Linked DNA regions of Mus musculus: regions 1 and 3 are each linked to region 2. The links are chromatin loops, found by intact Hi-C in ENCODE. Cell type or tissue: gastrocnemius. All regions are shown on one strand. Links, peaks and the distances in the headings refer to the core of each region. The heading gives the core; the rest is flanking DNA. Region 1 overlaps Msh2 (mutS homolog 2). Region 2 has its middle 27 kb from the start of Msh6. Region 3 overlaps Gm46609 (predicted gene, 46609).

Evidence for each region. A loop is a pair of places that touch in the nucleus more often than their neighbours do. Peaks named below come from ENCODE experiments on the same cell type or tissue, not always from the same donor. Only the 100,000 strongest peaks of a DNase experiment are listed, where the experiment ranks them.
Region 1: a loop joins it to region 2, with 14 times the contacts of the local background. A loop is called at or near these places in 22 of 42 quality-filtered maps.
Region 3: it touches region 2 in a loop (7-fold over the local background); 10 of 42 quality-filtered maps call a loop at or near these places.

Annotation. Positions count from the first base shown.
Region 1 is chr17:87,689,434-87,694,433 of GRCm38, reverse strand. The region is part of intron 7 of Msh2 (mutS homolog 2); the gene reads right to left. Among named protein-coding and RNA genes, the nearest start is that of Msh2, 19 kb to the right of the region's middle. In gastrocnemius, for the core only: a CTCF peak has its summit at 2,310 (motif pointing left); a DNase peak (open chromatin) is centred at 2,306.
Region 2 is chr17:87,942,985-87,953,780 of GRCm38, reverse strand. No RefSeq gene overlaps it. Among named protein-coding and RNA genes, the nearest start is that of Msh6, 27 kb to the left of the region's middle. In gastrocnemius, for the core only: no CTCF peak of the experiment used is centred there; a DNase peak (open chromatin) is centred at 4,618.
Region 3 is chr17:87,596,549-87,607,344 of GRCm38, reverse strand. It overlaps Gm46609 (predicted gene, 46609), which reads left to right. Exons shown (of 3, transcript NR_169183.1): 3 at 4,339-5,062. Among named protein-coding and RNA genes, the nearest start is that of Gm46609, 12 kb to the left of the region's middle. In gastrocnemius, for the core only: CTCF peaks have their summits at 5,252 (motif pointing left) and 6,454 (motif pointing left); a DNase peak (open chromatin) is centred at 5,254; H3K4me3 peaks cover 702 bases; H3K27ac peaks cover 1,402 bases.

The sequences.
Region 1 (5,000 bases), core at 1-5,000, 260 kb after region 2:
CCGGCTCTCTCTCCAGTCCTTACACGCTTAGCCGGCTCTCTCTCCATCTTACACACTTAGCCGGCTCTCTCTCCACCTTACACACTTAGCCGGCTCTCTCTCCATCTTACACGCTTAGCCGGCTTTCTCTCCATCTTACACGCTTAGCCGGCTCTCTCTCCATCTTACACACTTAGCCGGCTCTCTCTCCAGTCCTTACAATCTTTCTAAATGCATTAACTAAGGAGCTGGAGAGTTAACACTGTACGCTGCTCCCGCAGAGGACCCAAGTTTAGTTCCAAGAACCCACACTAGGCAGCAAACAACTACATTTACTCTAGCTCCAGGAGACCTGATATCTTACTGTCTCTTCCGAAGGGAAGGAGGGACAGAGGGACAGACAGATGGACGCACGCATACACAATTTAAATGCATTAATTACAAGTGTGAGGCAGGTGGATTTCTGAGTTCGAGGCCAGCCTTGTCTACAAAGTGAGTTCCAGGACAGCCAGGGCTATACAGAGAAACCTTGTCTCGAAAAACCAAAAAAAAAAAAAAACCAAAACCAAAAACAAAAACAAAAACTCAAGTGTATGGCTCTGTATCAAGGTTTTGTATCTTGATAACTACACTTCAATACAATTAGTTTCTTTTCTCCTTGTTTTATTTCATATGTTTAAAACCATTATTCTGAAAATAAGTTTTATTAGAAGCCAAAACAGCCTGTGTAGCACAAAATGAAACAAAGTTACAAACACTAGATACACAGCTGCGGAAAGGGCTTCAGACAGAGGTTAAGAGGGCTGACTGCTCTTCCAGAGGGCCTGGGTTCCATATCAGCACCACATGCCAGCTCACAACTATCTATAACTCCAATTACAGAGTACTGGATGCCCTGTCTGGAACTCTGCAGGCTAAGGCAACTTGGTTTTGTCTTTTAATTTTAAGGAGAGAGAACACACACTAGCAGGCCTCAGCTCTACCACTCTCCCCTTATTTTCTAGCACTGTGACTAATCACTTCACCTCACTTCATGACTTCAACATGTCTAACCCCTGCTAGCCTTAAACGCATCACTGGCTGATACAGTGAGGCTCCCCAGCCTCTCAAATCCTAGAAGCTGGCTGTTTCTCTGACTTTCTTTTGTTTTCTTTTCTTCTTGTTTGTTCTGGCTTTTGAAACAAGGTCTCATTCTGTAGCCCAAAATTTATGTAGCTCAGAATTTATGGCAATCCTCCTGCCTCAGCATACTAAGTTTGGGAATTATGGGTATCAGCCACTATATACAGCATCAGTAATTTCTCTTTCTTCACATTTTAAAGCCTTAAGTGCACAGGTGCTTTGCCTGTCTGTCTGTCTGGCATCACTGACATGTTTGGTACCCAAGGAGGCCAGAAGACAGTGTCAGATCCCCTGGGCCTGATTTACAGATGGCTATGAACCATGCTGGTGCTGGGAATCAAACCCAGGTCCTGTGGAAGAGCACCCAGTGCTCTTTTAAGTGTTGAGCCATCTCTGAGCCTTCTCAGCATCTCTCATGCTTGCTCAGTAAGGGTCTTGGATGTCAAAGATCACCCAAGGAATTGTGAACTTCTTAAATTAACTGAAGCATGAAGTGTCAGGCCTGGAGAGATAAACAAACTGAAGACACCCCACGCCCATAGATTGGCAGAATACTGTGAAAATGGCTACATTAAGCAACCAAAAAGACTCAATGCACTCTCTATCAAAATTCCATTTGCATGTGGCTGGTGAGATGCTCAGTAGTTAAGAGCACTGGCTGCTCTTCCAGAGGGTAAGGGTCCAATTCCCAGTACCCTCACAGGGGCTGACAAGCAGGGTTAGGGTTTGGTTTAGGGTCAGGGTCAGGGTCAGGGTTAGGGTTAGGGGTCTGTAACACCAGTTTCAGGCACAGATAGACATGAAAATACACATAAAATAATAACTTTTCAAAGTAGTTTACAAAGTCCGAACAGATAAGTTAGACATAAAATAATCTGTATGTCTGCGTGAGTTATCTTAATCTGCTGGAAACGTGTCCAATGTAGAACATCGTTATTTTATATTTTACCCTGGAACATTTGAGATAGACATGAAAATCCCTGTTTCTAGATGTGAGGGTGATCTGGCTGGACAGGCATCACCCCGCTCCATGGGGTCAACTAAAGCCACGCAGTCACCTTCCCAAAGATAGGAAAACTGCTTTTGTTGAGGACCTCTGTGCAGCTAACTCCATTACCCAGCTAGAACCTCCCAATAAGCTGGCAAGTATCTTACAGAGAAAAACTGTAACCAATGCAAATGCCCTCCCTTTCCAAGCTGCTGCTGCCCCCTGCTGTCTGTGAACACACCTGACTCTTGCTGTTCTCTGGACTAAAAAGCAAGCTTAGAATGAGTCAAAACCGAAAACATCACAGGAGGACAAATTATCTGTAACATCTCAAAATAATGGATGCTAATATACTTTTTAAAGCACGGTAAATTCCGCACACTAAAGAACTGTGCTGAGCTCTTTAAAAATAATGGGGATGGGAGGACCCACAGAAGGAAACCGGGAACACGGAACATAAAACAAGATGTCTTCTTAAAGTTTATAAGCTCAGGCTGCGTGTGTGTGTGTGTGTGTGTGTGTGTGTGTGTGTGTGTGTGGTGTGCGCGCTCGCTGGCTACATCTATCAACAAACAGGCACCTTAGCACCTGTCAGCCCAGCCCTGCGGTCAGGGTCAGAAGCAGATGTGTAAGCAGAGGATGAAGAAGTGCAGGCTTTTAGAACCGGGAGCCGAGAGAGGAAGATGCACTCATACCAAAAGCGATTCAGACTAGGACTTGTTTTTTCTAGTCAGTCAGTCAGTCAGTCAGTCAGTCAGTCGTCAGTCAGTCAGTCTTACTTTTTGAGAAAGAGTCTCTCTACACAGTACTTGCTATCTTAGAACTTCCTATGTAAACCAGGCCGGCCTCAAACTCTGCCGCCTCTCATGACCAGATCTGTGCTGAGGGAATAGGGCAAACATGAACACTTAAATGTGCTAAATCACAGAAAGGGAGAATTAAAAATAAATAAATAAATAAATAAATAAATAAATAAATCACACAAGCTGGGCACAGTTGTGCAGTGCTTTTACCTCAGCAGGGCAGGTCTTCGTGAGCTTGAGACCAGCCTTGCTTATACAGAATTCCAGGCCACCCAGGGAGGGCTTCATAGGACACTGTGTCAATCGATCAATCAGTGAGTAGATGAGTAAATAATGAGTAATTAATCGTGTACTAGGTGACTTACTAGGAAACAAAAGGCTATCTATCTGCTACTGTACAGTGGGAGATACATGAAAGCAGAAAGCCCCAAACAGCTGCTGTGTGCTGAGGCCTTACTGCTTAGAGCGGCCCAGTCAGAGCACATCCCTAATTCCTGCTGAAACCAGACAAAATGATATAAAAAGGAAACAAGCAGATGCTACACATTTATGTGATGGGGAAACTGAGGCACGAGGAGCAGAAATTCGTAGTCACAGAGTGGAGGAATCAGGTTTTCATTCTGTCTCTTTTGTATATGAGCCATGCTGTGTGTGCAGACCAGGAGCCCTGCAGGAGTCAGCCCTTCCACTGCATGGGTTCTAAGATCACTGGGGTCCCAGGCTCAGTGATGAGCTTGTACCACCGGTTGGCACATCTAACCAACCGAGAGGAGGAGTGTTTCTACAAAGGTCCTTTGAGAAAATAAGAACCCTTTGTAAAGTATCATCTTTCCCACGTGTTTGTATGAGCGTGTGTCCACACGCTCAGATGCGAGCGGATGCACATCCAAGTGAAGGCTGCTGTCAGGAAGCTTCCAGACTGCTCTTCCCCACGGCAGTCTCGAGGGAAGGTCTCTCTCCCTCTCTGTTTTAAAGATGTATTTATTTTATGTATGTCAGTCTACTGCTGCTGTCTTCAGATCCACCAGAGGGAGTTGAACTCAGGACCTCTGGAAGTGCTCTAAAAACTGCGGAGCTTTTCTCTGGATCCCGAACCCACAAGGTCTCCTAGTTGAAACTAGAGCTCACTGATGTGATGAGTCTTGCTAGCCAGGTTGGAGCTTCAAAGATCCCGTCTCCACCTGGAACTATGAGCACCCCAACTTCAGTCCAGGCCTGTGTACCAAGTGCTTAAACTCCTTAGCCCTCAGTTACCTTGGTGCCTCGGGCCCACAACATGGCTCAGTGGGTAAGGGGCTTGCTGTCAAGCATGGCTACCTGATTTCGGAGTTCTGTGACCCACAGGATAGAAGGAGAGAACCAACTCCCCAAAGCTGCCCTCCTGCTTCCGCACATTACACAAAATAAATTATTGTCACAACAAAACTCAATTTGTGTTCTGTCATCATGAAGCTGAATTTAAATTTGTCTGGAAAAGAAAGCAAATTTTCCCGTAACACTGACAGAGCTATTTTGAGATACTGGGTCTCATCGCTTATCAGCCATATAAGCAATCTACTGCCAAGCCCCTACGGGGTATGTTTTAATAGCTCTAAGAGTTGTTGATGTCTAATTCCAACTCAAAATGCTTTACATGTTAGATATTTAATAACTATACAAACTAAAATTAGTGTTGTAGAAACTTGCATTCAATCCAAGGAAGCTAAGGGGGAGACTGGGAAGATGGACGACTCAATGGCCAAAAGCACTAGTTCAGGACAAATGGGAATGACATCCAGATCTGCAGCACCCAGATGGAGTAAGACATGGCTGCCCCTCCCGATAACCTCACACTGAGGGGGGGGGAGTGGCAGAGTCCAAGAGCACACATCAACTGGCCATCGCCCAACTAGGAAAGCAAGCATCTGAACGGGAGAGAAACTCTCAAGTGTAGCTCTGGGCACGCGTACACATGGGTACACACGACCCATCTATATATGCAAAGCACGCTCATCTCCACAGTGCCCACACACACACCTTTGTCAAGGACATGATCTCACTCACATATATTCTATTAGATAACTATATGGACTTCCTTTTTATTGCGACATGATGTTGTGCAGTCTGGG
Region 2 (10,796 bases), core at 2,409-7,408:
TAGGTAGATGATGATTTGGCTTGTAGACAGTAGGTAGCTGATATGGGCTTTTTAGACAGGAGTTAGGTAATGTGTGTGGATGGTTAGAGACAATAGGTAGGTGATATGTGTTTGTGGTTGTAGTCAGCAGGTAGGGGATGTGTGTGGGTTGTACACTGTAGGTGGGTGATGTGGGGGGTTGTAGAGAGTAGATAAGTGATGTGGGGGTAGTAGACAGTAGGTAGGTGATGTGGGAGATGTGGTATAGAGATGGAAGCTGATATGTGTGGGGGGTTGTAGGAAGTGGTTATGTGATATGGGGGGGTGTAGACATTAGGTAGATGATGTGTGAGGGGTGTTTGTAGACAGTAGGTAGGTGATGTGGGTGGGTTGTAGACTGTAGGTAGGTGAAGGGGGGTTGGAGAAAGTAGGTAGGTCATGGGGGTTTTGGAGACAATAGGTAGGTGATGTAGGGGGTTGTATAGTAAGTAGGTAGGTGATACGGCAACTTGTACATTTGGTAGGTGATGTGTGGGGTTGTAGACAGTAGCTACATGATGTTTGTGAGAATTGTAGACAATATGTAGGTGATTTGTGGGTTGTAGACAGTAGGTAGGTGATGTGGGAGGTGCTTTAGACATTAGGTAGGTGATGATCTTTTAGCCAGTAGGTAGGTGATGTTTGTGGAAGTTGTAGATAGTTGGTATATGATGTGTGGGGTTTTAGAGAGTAGGTAGGTGATGTGGGTATGTTGTAGACTGTATGTAGGTGATGTGTGTGGAAATTGTAGACAGTAGGTAGGTGATTTGTGTGGAAATTGTAGACAGTAGGTAGGTTATATGTGAGGGGTTGTAGACAGTTGGCATGAGATGTGGGTGTGGGGGTTGTAGACAGTAGGTAGGTGATGTGGGTATTGTAGACTGTATGTAGATGATGTCGGTGTGTTTTATTTAGACAGTAGGTATGTGATGTGTGTGGGTTGTAGACCGTAAGTAGGTATGTGGAGTTGTAGTCAGTAGGTATGTGATATGGGCTTTTAGACAGTAGGAAGGTGATGTGTTTGGGTTGTAGACAATAGGTAAGTGATGTAGGTAGGTGATGTGGGAGGCTGTATGGATTAGGTATGTGACGTGTGTGGGAGTTGTAGAGAGTAGGTAGATGATGTGGGGCTGTTGTAGACAGTCGGTAAGTGATGTGGGGTTTTGCAGACATCAGGTAGGTGATGTGGGGGTTGTAGACAGTAGGTAGGTGTTGTTTTGTGTCTTAGACAGTAGGTAGGTGATACGTGGGTAATTTCTTTGTACCTTGGTTATTTCCCTTGCGTACAGCCCATTCGAAGTGCTTCCTGGGGCTGTTAGCTATACTGATTTCCCCGCCCAGGCAGGAAGCCAGTAGTTGATGGGAACAGTCCAGAATGGAGGCCCCAGGCTCATAGAGATGCCTGTAGCCACTATGTACCTTTTTGTCTTGCTGCTGTGTATCTGAAGTAGACAAACATTGTGATAATTTGATAACTTAGAACTCCATTTCATCAGCAAAGCACGTAGCACCTAGACCTCTGTTTTAGAGTAGTGATGGCTATGAAAAAAAGACCATGACCAAACTAACGTGGGGAGGAAAGGATTTATTTGGCTTAGTCCTCCACATCACTGTTCATCATCAAAGATCAGGATGGGAACACAAACAAGGCAGGAACCTGCAGGCAGGAGCAGTTGCTGAGCCATGAAGGAGTTCTGCTTACTGGATTACACCTCATTGTTTGTTGAGGGTGTTTTCTTCTAAAAATCAGGACCACAGCCTAGGAGTGACCCACTCACAGTGGGCTGGGTCCTCCCACAGTGATCACTAATTAAGAAAACGCCCTCCAGGCTTGTTTAAAGCCCCATCTTTAAACAAGCATTTTCTCAGATGAGGCTCCTCCTTCTCAGATGACTCTAACTTGTGTCACGTTGATATAAAGCCCAGTCCAGATCCCCCACTTGCCCCACAGCCTGAAGTGAAAAAAACAAGGCTTCTGGTCAAAACCCAGCTTCATTAGGAGAGCTGGTCTCTGCAGACAGTGTGGCCGCTGTCTTGACAGACCCTTCATTCGGCCCCACAACACAAAGGGAATTTCTCTCTGTATAGGTTTGAGGGTGAGGCAGCACATCCCATATCATGTAACCTAGCCTATGTGCTAGTAGTCTCAGAGAAAGGCACTATAGAAGAGTAACGTTGGAGCTGGAGGGGTTGTGCAGTGGTTAAGAGCACTGGCTTTTCTCTACGAGAATACTTAGTTCAATTCCCAGCACCTACACGGTGGCAACTCAGAGTCATCTGTCTACCCAGGGGCTCCAATGGCTCCTTCGGGTTTTGTAAAGACTAAAGTTACAGGGCTCCAACAGTCACCAGCAGTTGTTGCTCTTGCAGGGAACCCTTCATTGAGCAGCTCTCATTGTGAGAATTTGATACTTTGATAACCACCGGTAATCTCAGTCGCCAAAGATCCAATGCCCTCCTATTCTGACGTATCATGGTATTTATACATACACAGTACACATAGACACCTACACAAATAAAAATACATCTTCAAATAGAGAAAACTTATAATTCAAGTTTGTCTTGGGCTTGCAGCTCCAAGAGGGAAACTTGGCCCTAGCACAGTTGGGTTGCCAGGTTTCTGTGAGAGCCATCAGGGTGGAGGGGCTTGACTTCTGGGGGGGGGGGAGAAAGCAGCTAGTGGGTCTGTAAGGATGGTGGGGAGAGCTCTGTAAAGTCACCCAAGTGACTTTATAAGTGACTGGCCTCTGTAGTTCTGAAGAGCGAGCCGGCAGGTAAGTCTCCTCAGGCCTGCGGGGGGAGATAAGACATGTTTCTTTACCTCTCTTTGTGATTTGTCTCCTCAGCGGCCTCCCAAGGCAGACTCAGGTGGGCCGTGCTTGTAGCTGTTGGGGTTCAAAATGAAGTATCCTAAGATATAGCACCTGTGGGCATTTCTGAGTACAATCACCTATCTCTTAACAGTAGGAATGTATCCTGAGAATGTACTGTCAGGCTGTCTGATCTGAGTGCATCTCATATCCCAGGTGTCCTGCCCCATGCCTAAAGAGAAAGGCTGTCATATATGGACGCAGAATAACAGGCATGCCAGATCCCTCAGTCTACAGCGGAGCATGGAGGGACATACTTGTATAGTCCCAGCACTGGGGGTAGGGTGGGGTGGGGTTGGGCAGAGGATCGGTCAAGACCATCCTCAGCAAAGGTTTTGTTTTGTTTTGTTTTGTTTTGTTTGTTGTTGTTTTTAAACAGATCTTGCCTGAGTTTATTTGTAAAAGCAGCATAGGACACTGGTCATTTGCAAATAGTGTGTGGGTAGGTGTGTCACAGCAGTCCATCTGTCTTCACACTGGCAGAAGCCTTTTCTCTGGGGCCTTCACAGGGGCCTGGGCACCTTTGGGGGCCTGGGCTGGAGCTGAAGCCTGGGTCTTAGCTGGAGCGTTGGCCTGTGCCTTGGTTTGAACCTTGGGCTTTGGTTGGCAGCGCTTACGACCCTTGGCCATGTAGCTTCGAATCTGCTTCCCAAGCTTGGGGTGAGCGATGAAAGCCCTGGCGATGGCTGAGTTTGCGGCTGGGGCCCTTTGGCATCTTGGGCTTGATGGCCTGAGGCTTCACGAGGGCCTTGTTGGCCTCTGCGCGCGCACTCACTGCCTTTGCATTGTTGGCCTGCATCTTCTCCAGGCCTTTCTGTTGTGCTTCTTGGCAATGCGCATGTTCCTCAGGAACTTGGGGTCAACCCCCTCAAGAGATTCGTATCTTTGCGACCGGGGTTTCTTGATGTCATTTCTGTGCCAGTTGCGGGACTGGTTGTGTGTGCCGTGGTTCTTAGACTTGGCCACGTCTGCACGGTAACCCGCGGCTCCCGCAGCGCCTGAGACCGGAAGACCTCAGCAAAGTTTTAAGTTGGAGGTTTCCATGGTTACACAGAGACACATAGCCTCAAGAAACAAGCAGGCAGTTCCAAACCAAACCAACCTGACCAACCAACTCACCCACTCTTTCCCAGGCTTTCAGTGTTGTTGTTGTTTGTTTTTCATACTGTTTAGAACATTCACTTTTTTAAAAATTAGATTCTTCCTTCCTTCCTGTTTGTTTGTTTGTTTCTAGACAGGGTTTCTCTGTGTAGCCCTGGCTGTCCTGGAACTCACTCTGTAGACCAGGCTGTCCTCAAACTCAGAAATCCGCCTGCCTCTGCCTCCCGAGTGCTGGGATTAAAGGCGTGCGCCACCACTGCCCAGTTTATTTACATTTCACATATCATCCCCTTTCTTGGTTTCCCCCTCCAAAAACTCCCTATCCCTTACCCCCTGCTCACCAACCCACCCACTCCCGCTTCCTGGCCCTGGCATTCCCCTACACTGGGGCATCGAGCCTTCACAGGACCAAGGACCAGGCTTGCATCCTTACTGCTCCTGAATTACCTAAGGCTAGTGATATGAGTTTACGATGTTTGCCTCTTGTTGTCTAGCCGAGACTTTGGAAAAGCACCATGTGGCTCGAAACCCGCCTCATTTACTGGCTTCCTTCCTCACAACCACTCTTGGTCTGCAAGAGCCCTAGCCAGGTTAAGCAGGCTGCAGCTGCAAGGCTCCGTGCAGCCACCAGGGGTCAGCCTTCGCCAGGCCGTGAACCCAGAGACTCGGTTCGTCTAAAGCTCCACTTGGCTCTTTCAGTTTGGGCTCCTGGGACCCCATCCTACTGAAATAGCCAGCACCCCTATATTTTCCTGGTCCCAGAGAGAAATGTGAGATCAAACTCGGGGTATAGAAGTAAGGCTGTCAAATAAACCTCAGGGACACAGTTACATCTGAATTCTCTATCTCCCCTCACTTCTGTTATACACACATGCATACAAAATAAAATAAAAAATACATATTTGTTTAGGTTGTTTGTTTTTGTTTTGTTTTTAAGACAGGTTCTCACTATGTAGCCTTGGCTGACGTAGAGCCCATTCTATAGGCCAGGCTGACTTTAAAGTCACAGAGGTCTGTCTGCCTCTGCCTCCCAAGGGCTGGGGTTAAAGGTGTATACAATCATACCTAGCTACAATAAACTAAAAACAAATAGCAATGTTTATAACCTACAATTTCAAACTTCTGGCCTCCAAACCCTCAAGTTGCGGCCTTCAGTCTGAGTAAATCTCATCAAGTCCTCACTGAGATAACCATCATAGGTCATGCTTTTCTCTCTGGCCTCCAGCTGCTCATGAGGCCTAGGCAGGTCTGACGGGCCTCGTCAGTGGGAACAAGCTGAATGCTGTGTTCAGTATTGCCTTGTGTCGGTTTTGAAACAGCCCCCGAGAAGCCGCTTTTGTCCTGACTTCTCGTGTGAGCCCACAGGTGACTGAAGGCAGGACGCCATCTCTGCGTGTGTCTCCATCCCCTTTACTTTCGCAGAGGACACTGAAGTTGCTCCGAAACCTGCAGTCATCCTGGCTCCCAGGAGAAGTAGAAGCTCAGTGCGCAGACCCCTCCTCCAGAGGACGCGGGGGTAGCCATCACCCGAGAACTGACCTGTCCCCTCAGATAAGACCTTCTGACCACTTTTGCAGAACTCAGACTGAAAGGGTGGCAGGCAGGGCCACACCTCGATCAAGACTCCTGACCTTGGTAGATCCATTTTTTGTGAGTTTGAAGCCAGACTGATCTAGATAGCAGATTCTAGGCCAGCCAGGTCTGCGCACTGCTGCACCTTGACCCTTGCCAGAATCCATCCTCTGTTTAAACCTAAATGATTTGCTGGTAGGGGCATTTACCATCAGCCAGATGACCCACATGGTGGAAGGAGGTGATTCCTCCAAGTTGTCCTCTGACATCCCTTCATACACATTCACTCTTTGTGTGTATGTTGTATATGGATGTGTGGGTCACTGTTCTTTTTCTTGGGCTGTTTCTTTGTCTCCTAATGTGGCCACATTGAAAAAAAGTCTCGCATGGTGGTACACTCTTGATCCTACCACTTGAGAGGTAGAGGCAGGTTGATATTTTGTAACTTTGAAGACAGCTTGATCTAGATAGTGAATTCTAGGCCAACCAGAGCTACATAGTAACACTCTGCAGAGAGAGAGAGAGAGAGAGAGAGAGAGAGAGAGAGAGAGAGAAACGAAAGGAAAACAAAGACGATAAACCTCTTTTGTCTGTTTTCTCTACCATGTTCCTTTAATTGATATGATGGATGGAGGATCCATCCTAGCCTTCTGGGGCTGCCAGAGCCCAAGCTCCTGAAGCTCCAATCGCAAACTGTAAAAAATGTACTCATCAGTAAGTTTTCGCTAGATTTACAGAACCTAATATATATCTAATGGTCTTCAATAAGACCAGAAAATGGGCTGAGCGTGTTGGAGTGTTGTTCTTTAATTAGAAGTAGAATAATGTTTAACTCGAAGGGAAATAAATGATGTGTTTGTTTAAGGAACTAGAGTGGCTTGGGCAACAAAGGTCAGCTGTCCTCTCAGGATATTCTTGTGGAAAAGAAAAGATGTATACTGTGGAGGGTGTAGACTCCACACAGCAACTCTCCTTTCTGTCTGCTTCCAGGTTCCCCCTTTCTCTCCCAATAAAAGCTCTCTCTGTCTCTGGGTCCCCCAACATAGTTTTGTAAGTGATAGCACTGTGTGGTAGTTTGAATAAGAATAACCCTTGTAGGTTCATGTGTTGATCAATTCAGTCGGTAACACTTAGTCACCAGGGAGGGTTACTATTTGAAAGGATTAGAAGGGTTAGTAGGTGTGGCCTTGTTGGAGGAAGTATGTCACTGGAGTTGGTTTTTTTGTTTTGTTTTGTTTTGTTTTTTTTTTTTGTTTTTTGTTTTGAGGTTTCAAAAACCCAAGCCAGCCCTGGTCTCTCTCTCTCTCTCTGCCTTCACATCAGGATGTGGCTCAGTATACTGCTTCCACACCTGCCTGCATCATGCCACAATGATAATGGACTGAACCTCTGAAACTGTAAGCCGGCTCTAATTAAATGTTGTCCTTATAAGAATTGCTGTGGTCGGGGCTGGAGAGATGGCTCAGTAGTTAAGAGCACTGACTACTCTTCTGGAGGTCCTGAGTTCAAATCCCAGCAACCATATGGTAGCTCACAACCATCTGTAATGAAATCGGATGCCCTCTTCTGGTGTGTCTGAAAACAGCTACAGTGTACTTACATATAATAAATAAATAAAAATTAAAAAAAAAAAGAAAGGCCGGGCGTGGTGGCGCACGCCTTTAATCCCAGCATTTGGGAGGCAGAGGCAGGTGAATTTCTGAGTTCAAGGCCAGCCTGGTCTACAGAGTACTAGGACAGCCAGGGCTACACAGAGAAACCCTGTCTCGGAAAAAAAAAAAAAAAAAAAAAAAGAATTGCTGTGGTCATGGTGTCTCTTCACAGCAGTAGAATACCTACGAAGAGACTCCATCTTTGGTTTGTTGGTTTTCAAATAAATCTGTCTCCTTGCTCTAACGACTTATCCCTTCCAGGAACAATTTCCAGGTCTCAGCAACTGCTAGCTCAGATCAGGCAAGTTTAATAAACTAGAGACACTTCGTTATTGCTCTGGGAAAGTAGAGCTTATTGATTATCTCCAGGAGTGTACAGCTCAATTCCGGGTCCTTGAGAGCAGACAACAAAGCATCAAAAAGTAGGCGTTGAAATGCAGATCTGGCATCCCAATACTAGGAAGGCAGGGGAATCGCTGGTCAGCTTAGGTTACATGAAACCCCGTGAAAAACAAACAAACAAACAAACAAGCCTCTTTTTCTCTACTTGAAAATTTCATAGTTTCTTTTGTTCTTCCTATTAATGACTAATGTTTAGACTAAAGGTGGACCGACCCCAAGTCCATTTCCACCTAACCGATGGAAAAAGTGAAAAAGGAAACACCCAAAGATAGCATGGCGTCCAGCTGCCAGCAGAATCTACAGTAGGGGACATTACTGCTATTGAGTTTTTGTGTGATGAAATTCTGCTCCATGAATATTTTCTGTGCAGGAGTCATCTCAGCTAAGGTGATGGGAACAAGTAGAGAACCTGAAAATTTAAAAGCACTTACAGGGTGGAGGCAGGGCGGGGGCACATAATCAGGAGTTCAAGACCAAGGCCAGGCCTGATCTACAGGAGATGGCGATAGAAAGCAAAGCAAGCGAACAGAGCCATCAAGATCAGCAGCGGGAACAGGAAATAGAAGCGGGAGCTGGCCCCTCTCCAGAACATCCCACCTAGCTACCCACTCCTGTGATTTTTCTTACAGGATTTACTTACATTTCTTACATTTATTGTAAGAACCCTAACAAGGATCTAAGGAAAACCCACTGTCCTAAAGGAGGTTTTCTAGAGCCTTTGGCAAAGGCAGCAGCAAACGAAAAGACAAAATTAGCGGCCAAAAATGACAATCCTCCTCCTCCGCCCTCTAACAAGCAGACACGGACTGCTCGGAGCCCACTGACTCTGACCTGTATAAATGTCTCATACAAACAGTCGGAGCCCGCCTCCCAAAGCCCCTGGTGCCTCACCCCAAATGGCAGATCTAGAGGAAGGACAAAGGGGGTTTTAACCACCTGTGGTGGTTTGAATAGGGATGGCTCCATACATACACTCATGTATTTAAATGGTTGGCCCATAGGAATGGCACTGCTAGTGTCATGACTAAGTCATGGGGACCCCAAAGACCACCGAGGAGCCAATTCTGATGTAAACACATAAGGGTCTCTATTATGAACTCAAGAGCAAGGTCTCTCACTGTCCCCATAGCAGTGAGACATGAGTAATTATTGTGGTTACAGCAAGCTTGGAGAATTTCCATAGGGGTCAGCAAGTTAGTATTTTAAAAACTGCATTTCTGGTGTCATCTCCAGGAACTGAACATGGGGACAAAACCACCTGATGAACAGGGTGGCTAAGCTATCTATTCTCTGCAGAAGGCCTTAGGCTATCTCTATGTACCCTGATCCTGCTATTATAGCCTGACTGGCTGTTGCTAAGGGGGAGGGGGGTGTCATAAGATGCCTGCTCTAGTGGACTTTGTGATTTTTCTTCCTGGAACTGAAGTTTAGCCCCTAATTTTGCACAAAATGGAGTTTCTTCAAAAACAGGGTTGGTTGGGCTTTCCATTGGGGAATGTGGCCTCGTTAGACTTGTTGGAGGAAGCGTATCACAGTCACTTTCTCTTGCCTGTGAAAAAATATAACGTAAAAGCAAATTTCTAGGCCTTTAGGCCCAGGCTTGAGAATGTGACCTCTATGACTCAATGCTCCAAGGTATGTTATCATAAAACAGATAGTGGCGTTCCTTTACCCACCCGCTTCCTGTGTTCAAGGAGTGTTCATTCAAAGAAAGTCACCCTGACCTACCCTGACCATTGCTGGAACCCGCTATGCAAATGTGCTATTGTTAGGGGCTCTAGAAACTGTCTTGAGAAATAACCCGCACAATTACCAGGTATTCCTTGTGACTCTTGTGACTTTGCACTTCCTGTGACTCTTAACTGGTATTTTTGGTATTTTCCAACAACGCCCTCCCCACCTCCTTGAGTTGTGGTTTCTTCCTTTAAATACCCCCTTACCCAGCTACTCGGGGCACCATGGTCCTCTACCCCTGTGTGGTGTATGACTGTGGGCCCGAGAGTGCTCTTGAATAAAAGTCCTCTTGCAGTTTGCAGCAAGACCGTTTCTCGTGAGTGGTTTGAGGTGTTGCCTCTCCTGAGTCAGAACGTGGGGGAGTCCTCACATTGTGGGTCTTTCACCTGCAGATCCAGATGTAGAACTCTCAGCTCCTCCTCCAGCACCATGTCTGCCTGCACAGTGCCACACTTCCCGCCATGACGATAATGGACTGAACTTCTTTCTTTCTTTTTCTTTTTCTTTTCTTTTCTTTTCTTTTTTTTTTATTGTTGTTTTCGAGACAGGATTTCTTTGTGTAGCCTTGGCTGTCCTGGAACTCACTTTGTAGACCAGGCTGGCCTTGAACTCAGAAATCTGCCTGCCTCTGCCTTCTGAGTGCTAGGATTAAAGGCGTGTGCCACCTCGCCAGGCTGGTCTGAACTTCTGAACCTATACACCAACACTAATTAAATGTTGTCCTTTATAAGAGTTGCCATGGTCATGGTGTCTCTTCACAGCAATGGAACCCTTAAGACACCACCTAACAAGATAGCGAGCTGCCCTCCTCTTAGCTATTCAAATTCTACCCCACTCAAATGTCCCATGACCAAAGCCATGTAGCTCTTCTTAACTGCCACAAAAGGAGCCTCCCTCCTTCTCAGCAGAGTGTGAGAACTGGTCTACTATATTTATGTCTGTTTAATAACAGACTGCTTATTGAAACCTTTACCTCAATTTGGTCTGGTAAGTATTTCTACCACCTCACTGTGACTTACTGTTGGCACAATGGTGACATCACAGCCAGCAGCAGTCTGGTCAGAGCAACAGAGATGAGTAAAGTACACCAGAAGAGCAGGAGGCTAAACCTGTCAGCCAGACATCTGCCACCGCTGACTCCCACTGGCCACTGCTGGAGAGAGATACACATTCATGCTAAGCAGCAACTGAGCTTTTCAGCAGCTCATTCATTGTTCCTCTTTCAGTGCTCAAGTATTATCTGGGTGCACCTCAATACATTCGGGGGTTGTAGCACAACCCTGAAGAGATTACAGTGATTTCTCCAGAGGATTTCTAGACTTAATGATAACTCGGGAGGGAATGAAGACGGACACAGTATGTGAAGGAGAAAAGGAGGACTGCCTTCCACCAGAGGCAGCTGTGGGCTGCTGCGGAGACACAGCTGGAGGGAAATCAGCTCCAGGAG
Region 3 (10,796 bases), core at 2,310-7,309, 350 kb after region 2:
TCCTCCTCCTCCTCCTCCTCCTCCTCCTCCTCTTCTTCTTCTTCTTCTTCTTCTTCTTCTTCTTCTTCTTCTTCTTCTTCTTCTTCTTCTTCCTCTCTTTCTCTCTCTCTCTCTCTCTCCTCCCCTCCCTCAGACATCCCGTTCCATCTTTCCCTTCCCCTGCCTAATCAGAGGCTCTAGCCTTTATTTGACCAGTCAGCATAGGGAGAAGGTTCAGTGAGATCACCTGTGTAAGTGATCCACCCCTGGTTGGGGGCAGCCCCTCTCGAGGAAGCAGAATTAAGATCAAAATACAAACAGGACCAACAAAAAAATTAAAAGAAAAAACTTTAAAAAAATTTTTTTTTATTTTTTAGATTTATGTTTGTGGGGAGAGGGCATCAGAGGACAACTTACGGGACTCACTTCTCTCCTTCTACCATGTGGGGTTCAAGAATCACACTTGAGTCATAAGGCTTAGCAGCAAGCACCTTCATCAGTACACCCATCTTACCAGCCCCTGGATGGTTATTCATCTTATTAATAAATAAGATGAAGTCTTGCTCTTTGTTCAGGGTTGGTGTGAACTTTACTCAGGTCAGCCTCCAGCCCCAGTTGGAGCTGGGAAAATGGGTATTTTCCTTCTTTTTCTAAGGGCAGGTAAGCCATTGCCCTAACCCAGGTTGCTTCGGTTGCTGTCTTAGGGTTTTCATTGCTGTGAACAGATACCATGACCAAGGCAGCTGCTATGAGGGAAATATTTAATTGGGGCTGGCTTCCAGGCTCTGAAGTTCAATCCATATCATCATGATGGAAAGCAGGCCTGGCCCTGGGCCCTAAGACTGGCTCCTCAGGACCTTAGGTGGAAGTTTTCTCAAAGCCCACCCCCACAGTGACACACTTCCTCCAACAAGGCCACACCTCCTAATAGTGCCACTCCCTGGGCGAAGCATATTCAAACCATCACGGATGCATTGACAAATAGTTTCTCTCTTTTTAAAGGTGTGTGTGTGTGTGTGTGTGTGTGTGTGTGTGTGTGTGCTATTTGTTTTGTGGTTTTCTTTTTGAAACAAGGTCTCATTGAGTAACCCTGGCTGGCTGGCCTGGAACTTCCTTTGTAGACTAAGTTGAACTAGATTTCACAGAGATCTGTCTGCTTCTGTTTACATCTATCTATCTATCTATCTATCTATCTATCATCTATCTATCTATCTATCAATCATCTATCTATCTATCTATCTATCTATCAATCATCTATCTATCTATCTATCTATCCATCCTTTATGTATTTGGCTTTTGAGACAATGTTTCTCTGTGTAGCCCTGGTTGTCCTGTAGACCAGACTGGCCTTGAATTTACAGAGATCCAGCTGCCTGCCTGTGCCTCTGGAATGCTGAGATTAAAAACACCACATACAGCTTGTCTTTTTTGTTTGTTTGTTTGTTTGTTTGTTTCCGAGACAGGGTTTCTCTGTATAGCCCTGGCTATCCTGGAACTCACTTGGTAGGCCAGGCTGGCCTCGAACTCAGAAATCCACCTGCCTCTGCCTCTGCCTCCCAAGTGCTGGGATTAAAGGTGTTCGCCACCACGCCCAGCTTTAATTAACGTTTTAAAATTGATTTTTTTCTTTTTTTTTTAATTATGTATTTTCCTCATTTACATTTTCAATGCTATCCCAAAAGTCCCCCATACCCTCCCCCCACCCCACTATCCACCCACTCCCACTTTTTGGCCCTGGCGTTCCCCTGTATTGGGGCATATAAAGTTTGCAAGTCCAAAGGGCCTCTCTTTCCAGTGATGGCCGACTAGGCCATCTTTTGATACATATGCAGCTAGAGTCAAGAGCTCCAGGGTACTGGTTAGTTCATAATGTTGTTCCACCTATAAAAATTGATTTTTAATATATATATTTAAAAAGATGTATTTATTTTATGTATGTGAGTATACTGTAGCTATATTCAGACACACCAGAAGAGGGCATTGGATCCCATTACAGATGGTTGTGAGCCACCATGTGGTTGCTGGGAACTGAACTCAGGACCTCTGAAGAGCAGTCAGTGCTCTTAACCGATGAGCCGTCTCTCCCGCCCCTTAATTAATGATTTTATTGTTACCTTTGCTTATTTATTTTGTATGGGTTGGGGTATGCATGTGTTACTGTGTGGAGGTCAAATGACAGTCCGTAGGAGTCTGTCCTCCCCCTTGTCACCTGAGTCTCAGGACTGAACGCAGATGGGCAGCTGTTTGGGACGTGCCTCCGCTCATGGAGGAGATATTTTGCTTGTGCTAACTTTTAAATTCTTTCTTTCTTTTTCAGACCCAGTTTCTCCATGGGCTATAAATCACTATGTAGATCTGGCTGGCCTCAAACTCATAGCAGTCTGCCTGCCTCTGCCTCCTGTGCACCATTATGCCCTACATTAAAAGCCATTTTTTTAAGTTTTATTTATTTATTATATGTAAGTATACTGTAGCTGTCTTTAGATCACATTACAGATGGTTGTGAGCCACCACGTGGTTGCTGGGATTTGAACTCTGGACCTCCGGAAAAGCAGTCAGTGCTCTTAACCGCTGAGCCATTTCACTAGCCCTAAAAGTCTTTTTTTTTTTTTTTTTTTTTAAATAAAATCTTCTTTTAATCTCAGCACTCAGGAGACAGAGGCAGATGGATCTCTGAGGGTAAATTCTAGGACAGCCAGAGCTACCCAGAGAACCTCCTTATTCTGCTCTCAGTAAAACAAATCTTCTAAGCAGGTACACAATTTCTAGTGCCCCTTAATCTTTTTTTTCTTTCTTTCTTTTTTTCTGTAGTACTGGATTCAAACTGAAGGTGTTACATATACACCCTACCACTGAGCCATACTCCTAACACTACTGGATTTTTTCTTCAATTTTATTTTATTTTTATTTATTGTCATATATGTGTGTTTGTTCCCATGAGCATGGGTGTGTGTGGAGGACAGATCCCCTGGAGCTGGAGCTATCGATGGCTGTGAATTGCCCCATGTGTGTGCTGGGCACTGAACTCTGGTCTTCTCCCTGCTGAGCCAGCGCTCTAGCCCCACATCAGTCCTGCTACATACGGAGGTTCTTGAAAGCCTTTATTTGTTGGCTGACACATAACTGTACTTGTGTAAAGAACACAGTGTGACATTTTAGTTCTTGTATATGACGGTAGTCAGGTGATAGTGGTGTATGCCCTATGATCCCAGAACTCATAAGGCTTCTGACTAGAGAGTTAGGAGTTCAAGGACAGCCTGGGCTATATGAGATACTACTTAAACATACATACAAACAAACAAACAAACAAACACCAAAAACAATAAAACAAACAAATCAAAACCAGATAATGATCAGATCAGGGCAGTTAGCACATCTCTCATCCAGACATCCTCCTTTCTCTGGGTTCTGAGCATTCAAGACCTCTCTGTTTTTGTGAGACAGGATCTCATGTAGGCCAGGCTGGCCTCAAATTCGTTGTCTGAAACAGGCTTATAACTACAGACTGCAGCTTCCCTGGAAAGGCCTTCTCAGTCACAGATAGAAGTCACATGAGTGAATACTGGCCGGGCTATTTCTTCTGCGGAGAAGGCCTGGCTGTTCCTTTAGCCTGCCTGCCCTTTTACAGAATGGCAAGCCTTCCCTCCTACCTTCAGGGTTCCTGTGGAAGCCAAAGAGATGGGTCCACGAATGGCTGGGAGTTCCGGTTGAGTCTGTGCTTATATAAACATCACACTGAGAAGTGAATAGCAGGAGCAGGTATAAAGTGTGACGTGATCCCTCCCAGCATGCAGCGTTGCTCAATGGAGTCCATTCATGTCCCCGAGAAAAGCAAGGAGAGGTACTGGAAGGAGTGGGTGGAACCAGAAAGTTCCTAGGACAAAGGTGTTATCCGCACCATAAAAGTGAGGTATCATGGCCTTGGGCCCCACGCCCATGGATGGAGAGAAAACCAGAGCTGAGGTAGCTCCCCAGAACTCAGGCCAGTGTACACTCGGAGCGGCTGAGGCGAAGCTGACGAACCTCAAAGGCTTCGTGGGAGAGCCTGTGAACAGACCAGAGAGTGAGGTCACTGCATGAGCTGAGAAGGAAACGGTGGTTGGCGGAGGGCTGCCCTACCACAGCCGGCCAGCCTACCACAGCTGCCCTCTGGGTAGATAGATACTAGCTGATTTAGTCTCTAAAAGCTGGAGTCCACTGTACATGTACAGTTCAATGCCTTGGGGTGTGGGGGCTCCCCTTGTTAAAATGTGAATGGTCACATTCATTTGTGGGATCGTCATGAATGATGAATGGGATTTTTTTTTTCTTTTTTCCTTTTCTTTTTCTTTTTCTTCTTTGTCTTTCCTTTTCATTTAGGCCTCTAGCTGGGACCACACCCTGCCACCTGAGACACAGAGGCCAACGGTGAGGAAAGCAGGCGGAATGGAAATGCCCCTTTAACCATCCAAGAACCAGAGAAAAGCCACAGGCTCCAGGAAGGTTCAAAGGGCAGAGGGAGGGCCTGGTGAACTCGAAGTCTCCAAACAGTAGCTTGGACATGCCCATTGGGGCAGGGCAAAGACAGCATCCCGCACAGGGACTTCTTTGGCATTTATGTTGGACAGTCACCCCGAGCTCTCTGACTACAGGCCTGGAAAGTCTCTACAGTTAGTACTGAGAAGAGTGGGAGCTCGGTGAGATTCCACGGTGGGGGGATCCAGGCAGGGAGACTGGGCCTGCAGTTAGAGCTGCTTGTCTTTCTGGATCAGGAACTCAGAAATCAGATACTGGCTTGACCTGCCTTCAAAGTAGGATTGACCGTAGGTATGTTGGGATGGTTGGGCATTTCCTGAAAATAACGTTTTCCCTACCCTACTCACTGATCCCTAGCATTCCTTTAACAGGGAGCCAAGACTTGCGTTACAGAGCAAATTTAAAGTGGCTCGGGAAGAGAAACTCTAGACAGAGGAAGAGGAAGTGTGTGTGTGTTGGGGGGGGGGGGGGCTCGAGCACACGCGCGCATGCCCTTCTTGTACGGTGGTCATGTTTTGCTCATGCCCATGCGCATGAGGGAATAAATCAGCTTCCTCTATCACAAAAAGCAGCAGAATTATTCCCAACTGGCTTTAGGTTTCCCAGATTTAGGCAGCAGAAGAAAGCAAAGCCGCCCCCTCCCCCCTCCCCAGACAACATTATGAAACCAGAGAGCTGCTCCAAAGGCTTCAATTCTTCTTATTTTTTTACGTTGGTAGTTCTCTGCCTTTCTGATATGTAGTGCTGCCTCCTGCTGGCCATGTTGCGGTATAGCGGCTGAAAGGCACGGGGGTGAGGGGTGGGGGACTCTGACCCCCTACCTAGGAAGCCTATGGCGGGAACATCGCTTAAGAAACAGGATAAGACTCTCAAAAAAAAAAAAAAAAAAAAAAAAAAACAACAACAACAACAACAAAAAACCTCTGGGTGTCTTTTGGCTTTGAATTTAAACAGGGATATCTATGTCTTGAGCTCTAGTTTAGCAAATTAGGTTCCAGGGCCTTGAATGTTCAAAGAACAATGGCTGCCAGCTCCACCCACCTCCTGGATTCCAGGTTCCCGGGCAATCTTCTGCAGTTCTCTCCGGTGAGGCTGCGGCCTCCAGGGCGTGGTGAGAGTCTCCATTGTCTTGTTCCCTACCACTCCTAGAATCTCTCCAAAGGAGATTTCCCTACAGTTGCTAAGCAAAGCAGTGCCAGTTTCTGTAGATAGGGCCCAGCAGAGATTAGAATTTATGTAGCTGCACTTGGATGGTCAAATATCTCAAAAAAGATACCTTCAAGTTGCCTGATGCTATGCTAGAGTATTAACAAAAGCCACCAAAAGCCGGGCGGTGGTGGCGCATGCCTTTAATCCCAGCACTTGGGAGGCAGAGGCAGGCAGATTTCTGAGTTCGAGGCCAGCCTGGTCTACAAAGCGAGTTCCGGGACAGCCAGAGCTACACAGAGAAACCCTGTCTCGAAAAAAAAAAAAAAAAGTCACCAAACATATTTATTGCCTTTTTATTTTAATTTGTGTGTGTGTGTACATGTGCCATTACAAATGTTTGTGAGCCACCATGTGGTTGCTGGAAATTGAACTCAGGACCTCTGAAAGCCACTCTTAGCCCCAGCCCAATGTCTAGGCTTTTTTTTTTTTTTTTTAAAGAATAAAAGATGGTGTCTTGATATGTGGCCCAAACTGTTCTCAAAGTTCCAGCAGTCCTCCTGCCTCAGCATCCTGAATGCTAGGATTACAGGTGTGCACCACCATGCCCTGCTAACCAAGCATTTTAGAGACACTGATAAAATTTATACTGGTTTCAGCTGTATAGTTCCAATTCACGAGAATGAAGGTAGGTGGGTCTAGAGAGATGGCTTGATAGTTAAGAGGACTGGCTGCTCTTTGTAGAGGATCTGGGTTAGATTTCCAATATCCACATGACCATCTATAATTTCATTTCCAGGGATATGATGCCCTCTTCTGGCATGCAGGCATTTATATGCAGATAGAGCACACATACATAAAACAAAGAAATAAATCTTTTTTAAAAAATTTAAGACACACCTTTATTCCCAAAACTCAGGAATTCAAGGTCAGCCTGGTCAACAGAGCAAGTTCCAGGGCAGCCAGGGCTAAACAGAGGAAACTCTGTCTTAAAACTCAAACAAAGCCCAGAGATGCCTCAGCAGTTAAAGGTTGGGCCATGGAGCATTAAGACCCAGAAGGTGGAAGGAGAGGATGATTCCTGCTGGAAGTCTGTGGCGAGCTGTAGCTTACCAGGGACCCCCTGAGTGAACCACGTGGAGCCAGGAATCAGTGCAAAAAGTAAGAGGAATTTATTGTTCCAATGTGTTGGGGTCACCCTGCACTCAGCACGATCCGTGACCTTTTGGTACAGTTTTCAGGCCACTGTCCTCTGACATGCACATACCTGTGGTGATATGCATTGTGCCATACAATTCGCAGGACACACACACAATAAACAAAATATAAAAGTTTGAACCAATAATAAACTTTGCTTTCATGGTATCTAGGGACACTTAAAACCTCCCCTGATGGGCTGGAGAGATGGCTCAGCAGCTAAGAGCACTGACTGCTCTTCCAGAGGTCCTGAGTTCAATTCCCAGCACCCACATGGTGGCTCACAACCATGTGTAATGAGATCTGATGCCCTCTTCTGGTGTGTCTGAAGACAGCTACAGTGTACTCCTATAAATAAACTAAATAAATAAATCTTTAAAAACAAAACAAAACAAAACAAAACAAAACCCTCCCCTGATAAAGTTCTCAGGTTGCGCACTCACCGAGAGCTTTAGGGTCTGACTCAAGGTCTGGAGGGAAGGTGCTCTCCACACAACCATGAAGCCATCAGTGTCAGTGTCTGGGTGAAGCTTCGGCTTAGGAGATAAAGGAAGGTGTTCCTGGGTTTATTGAACTAGGCTCTAACTCAGAGGTGACAAATGGAAGCACAGCCATTGTAAAAAGTAAGCCAAATGCTGTTTATTCCCTGTGACACCAACAACTCAAGTGCCAAGAACCCCTAGGAGGTGGCCGTGCTCTGGATCTGAGCATGCTCAAGAATTAGGCCTGCGACTTCACTGATGCTCTTAGAACCTAGTGGTAATGTCTGAAGACCCGTCTCAGCTCTGCTCAGAACTGCGGGAAGTGAGTGACAGACACTGTGGAGGACCCTAACGATAGCAGGCACTAAAGCGGGAGCCCAGTCAGTTTCATGTGCAACTCTTACACGTGTTCTCGCGACCGGCCAGGAAGAACACAACAAACCGGAATCTTCTGCGGCAAAAGCTTTATTGCTTACATCTTCAGGAGCAAGAGAGCAAGAGCAAGAGCTCTATTGCTTACATCTTTAGGAGCCAGAGCGCAAGAGAGCAAGAGCCAGAGCAAGAGAGAGAAGGCGAAACCCCGTCCCTTTTAAGGAGAATTATCCTCCGCCTAGGATGTGTCACTCCCTGATTGGCTGCAGCCCATCGGCCGAGTTGTCGTCACGGGGAAGGCAGAGTACATGGAGTGGAGAACTACCCTTGGCACATGCGCAGATTATTTGTTTACCACTTAGAACACAGGATGTCAGCGCCATCTTGCAACGGCGAATGTGAGGGCGGCTCCCTACATGCAACAGAAAGGAACTTCAATGCTCTGTAATGATTGCCTTGCAAAAAAAAAATTTAAACTTGGACATTTGATCACAATGATATGGGAAGCCTAAGCAGAGGTGTGTAGGCTTAGATTTTCAAACCCTACTTTAATAAGGGTTCTCAAATGCTTCTAGCCCCCTCTTCTAGCCCCCTCTTCTAGCCCACTGTCCAAAGGCAGGGGAGAAAAGATGGTAAATAGGACAAGGGGGATTCAAGATGCGCTTAGAAGGAGTTCTTGGGGGGGGGGTGAGTCCAATCTCTGTTATCAGGATACCAGCAGTCCAGTTCAATAGTGTCAGGAGGATACCAAACACGAATCAGCAGCGGTGGCAAGATCCAGCAGAAACTGCCAGGCTTGCGCAGAATCCCCGTGAGTCAGCCTGGACCAGGACCAGGACCAGTTGGGATGTCAGGAGAAGTTCTCTGCTGTGCCTCTCTCAACAAAGTGAAGATCAGTGAAGATGAAGGCATGAGAGTCTATGTGTGTCCAGTCTCTGTGTGATTGATCATTTGAGCCCCTTTGAAGTTGATATGTGTGCATATTTTGGAGACACCAGTAATTGAGACAGTCTGTGAGAGTGAGTCACCTGCACTGTTTGCTTTGTGACGATACGCATGTCTCAGTTGATAAGAGGTTTTTCCTGGTCCGATCTGATCTTTCTAAGTTTTGTTGGTAACCATGTTTTCCCTGTAGACACATAAGCACAACCACTTCCCTATCTTAAAACTATTGCAGGTTTCCATATGTCAACATAGCCTTATAGTATATCGGTTGGTCTAGTTCCTCAGGTTTTTAAATTTTATTTTTTATTTTATTTTTTTAATGACTGCTAGAGCCGACCTGCAGGAGTTGAGTCTCTGAGGGAGGATTGAGGCTTAAAGATAGGAAAGGCAGAAAAAAAAGATGTAAAGTGCCAAGAGTTAGATTTGGGAGCCACAAGCTAATAGAAACAATTGCTGAAATATACACAGGGCGCCTGTTTACATCCAAAACCCTCCCTGTTCCTTCCACCAAGGTCAATAGAATCTTCAGCCCCTCGCCTTGAGCCTCAAATGTACCTCCTCTTATCATCTGTGCTTCCAACAGATCCTGACTCCCTTAAATCTGCCAGGCAAGCAGACACCCCCTCCTTTCTCTGCTTTGGAGAAGCAGGCAAATGGCTCCCTAAAGACAACCCAGTATCTCTCAGCTTCTGTTGTTCCCTTTTCACCAACATTAAGAAAACTTAGAGTTAACAAGGCATTATTTAATCTGTCCCTGGGGGGAGGGGGGTTAGTCTTCCTCTTTGTTTAGTAAGCATCCTTTAAGGTACAATTGGCTCACTGCTTGTCCTGTAGGATTGTGCGGTATACCAGTAATATGTTTTATATTGTAATAGGTAAAGAATTGTTTAGTTTTATTGGATAAATATGTAGGAGCATTATCAGTTTTAATTTGTACAGGCATTCCCATAATTGTCATTATGTCCAATAAGTGTGTCAGAACACACTCAGCTTTTTCAGAGCATAAAGCAGATATCTGCCCACTGGAACCCTCAGTACATGTCAACGATATGATGGATATACCCTTGTTTTTCAAATTCTGCAAAATGGAAAACATCCATTATCAGATGTCATTCCTTTTGGTGTCCCCGGGGTTACTACCAGGAGGTGACAGACCTGGTTGTATAGAAAACACATAGGACGTTTTAGAATTATTTCTTTGGCTTGTTGCCAAGGGATAGAAACTTTTGTCTTTAAACCTCTCCTATTAATATGATGTTTTTTTTCATGAAATGCATGATTAGTAATACATTTCCAATTAGTAATTGGTCAGTTTCATCATGTCCTTGAACTAATGGACCTAGCAAACCTGTATGAGATGGAATATGAGTAATATATAGTGGATGGTTTCTACTTCTGATGTCCATTTGCAACTGTATAAACAATAAGGTTAATTCTGAGTTATCAGGAACAAATTCAGCAATCTGTATATACAAAATAACTCTTTTTGCATATAAAGAGTCAGTGATTATGTTAAGAGATTTAGGGTAATCTAATAATACCATAAAGATTGCATGTAATTCTGACTTTTGAACTGAGATATATGGACTTTTGAGCATGTTGCTTATTTTGTCTGATTTATAATCTGCCATTCCCATCTTGTTTGCATCTGTATAAGATGTTGGTGTTTCTGGAATTGCTGTTCTCTCTACCTGGGAAAATCCAATGAGTTCTTTTTATAAACAGTATACATTTGCTATTCAGATAACTGTCATTAATTTCACCCGAGTAATTACCACATGACCCATCCAGCAGGTCCAGTTATTCGAGGGTCTCGAGGGGACCTTCTCCTAAGAACCAAATGGAGGGAGGGAGAGACAAGAATCCTGTGCAATGAACGACACGCGGAAGCAGTCTGAGTAGCATCAAGGTCTCACTGTATTGAGAAAGGCTCAAGGCTTAAATGCACAAGCAAAAGGGGAAGTACTTATCAGCAGGAGGGGTGGGGCAGTGGAAATTTTTCTTTTGGCAGTTACACGGGGAAGCAGGAACTTGGTGGTATCAGGGTGTGGTGGCGCTGACTTAGGGCTGGAACATTCTGTGGTTGTTCTCGGAACAGTGTGTTGGTGGCCCGCTTTTGACCCCCTTTTCTTCTGGTGTGGGGGGAGTGGCCCAATTCAG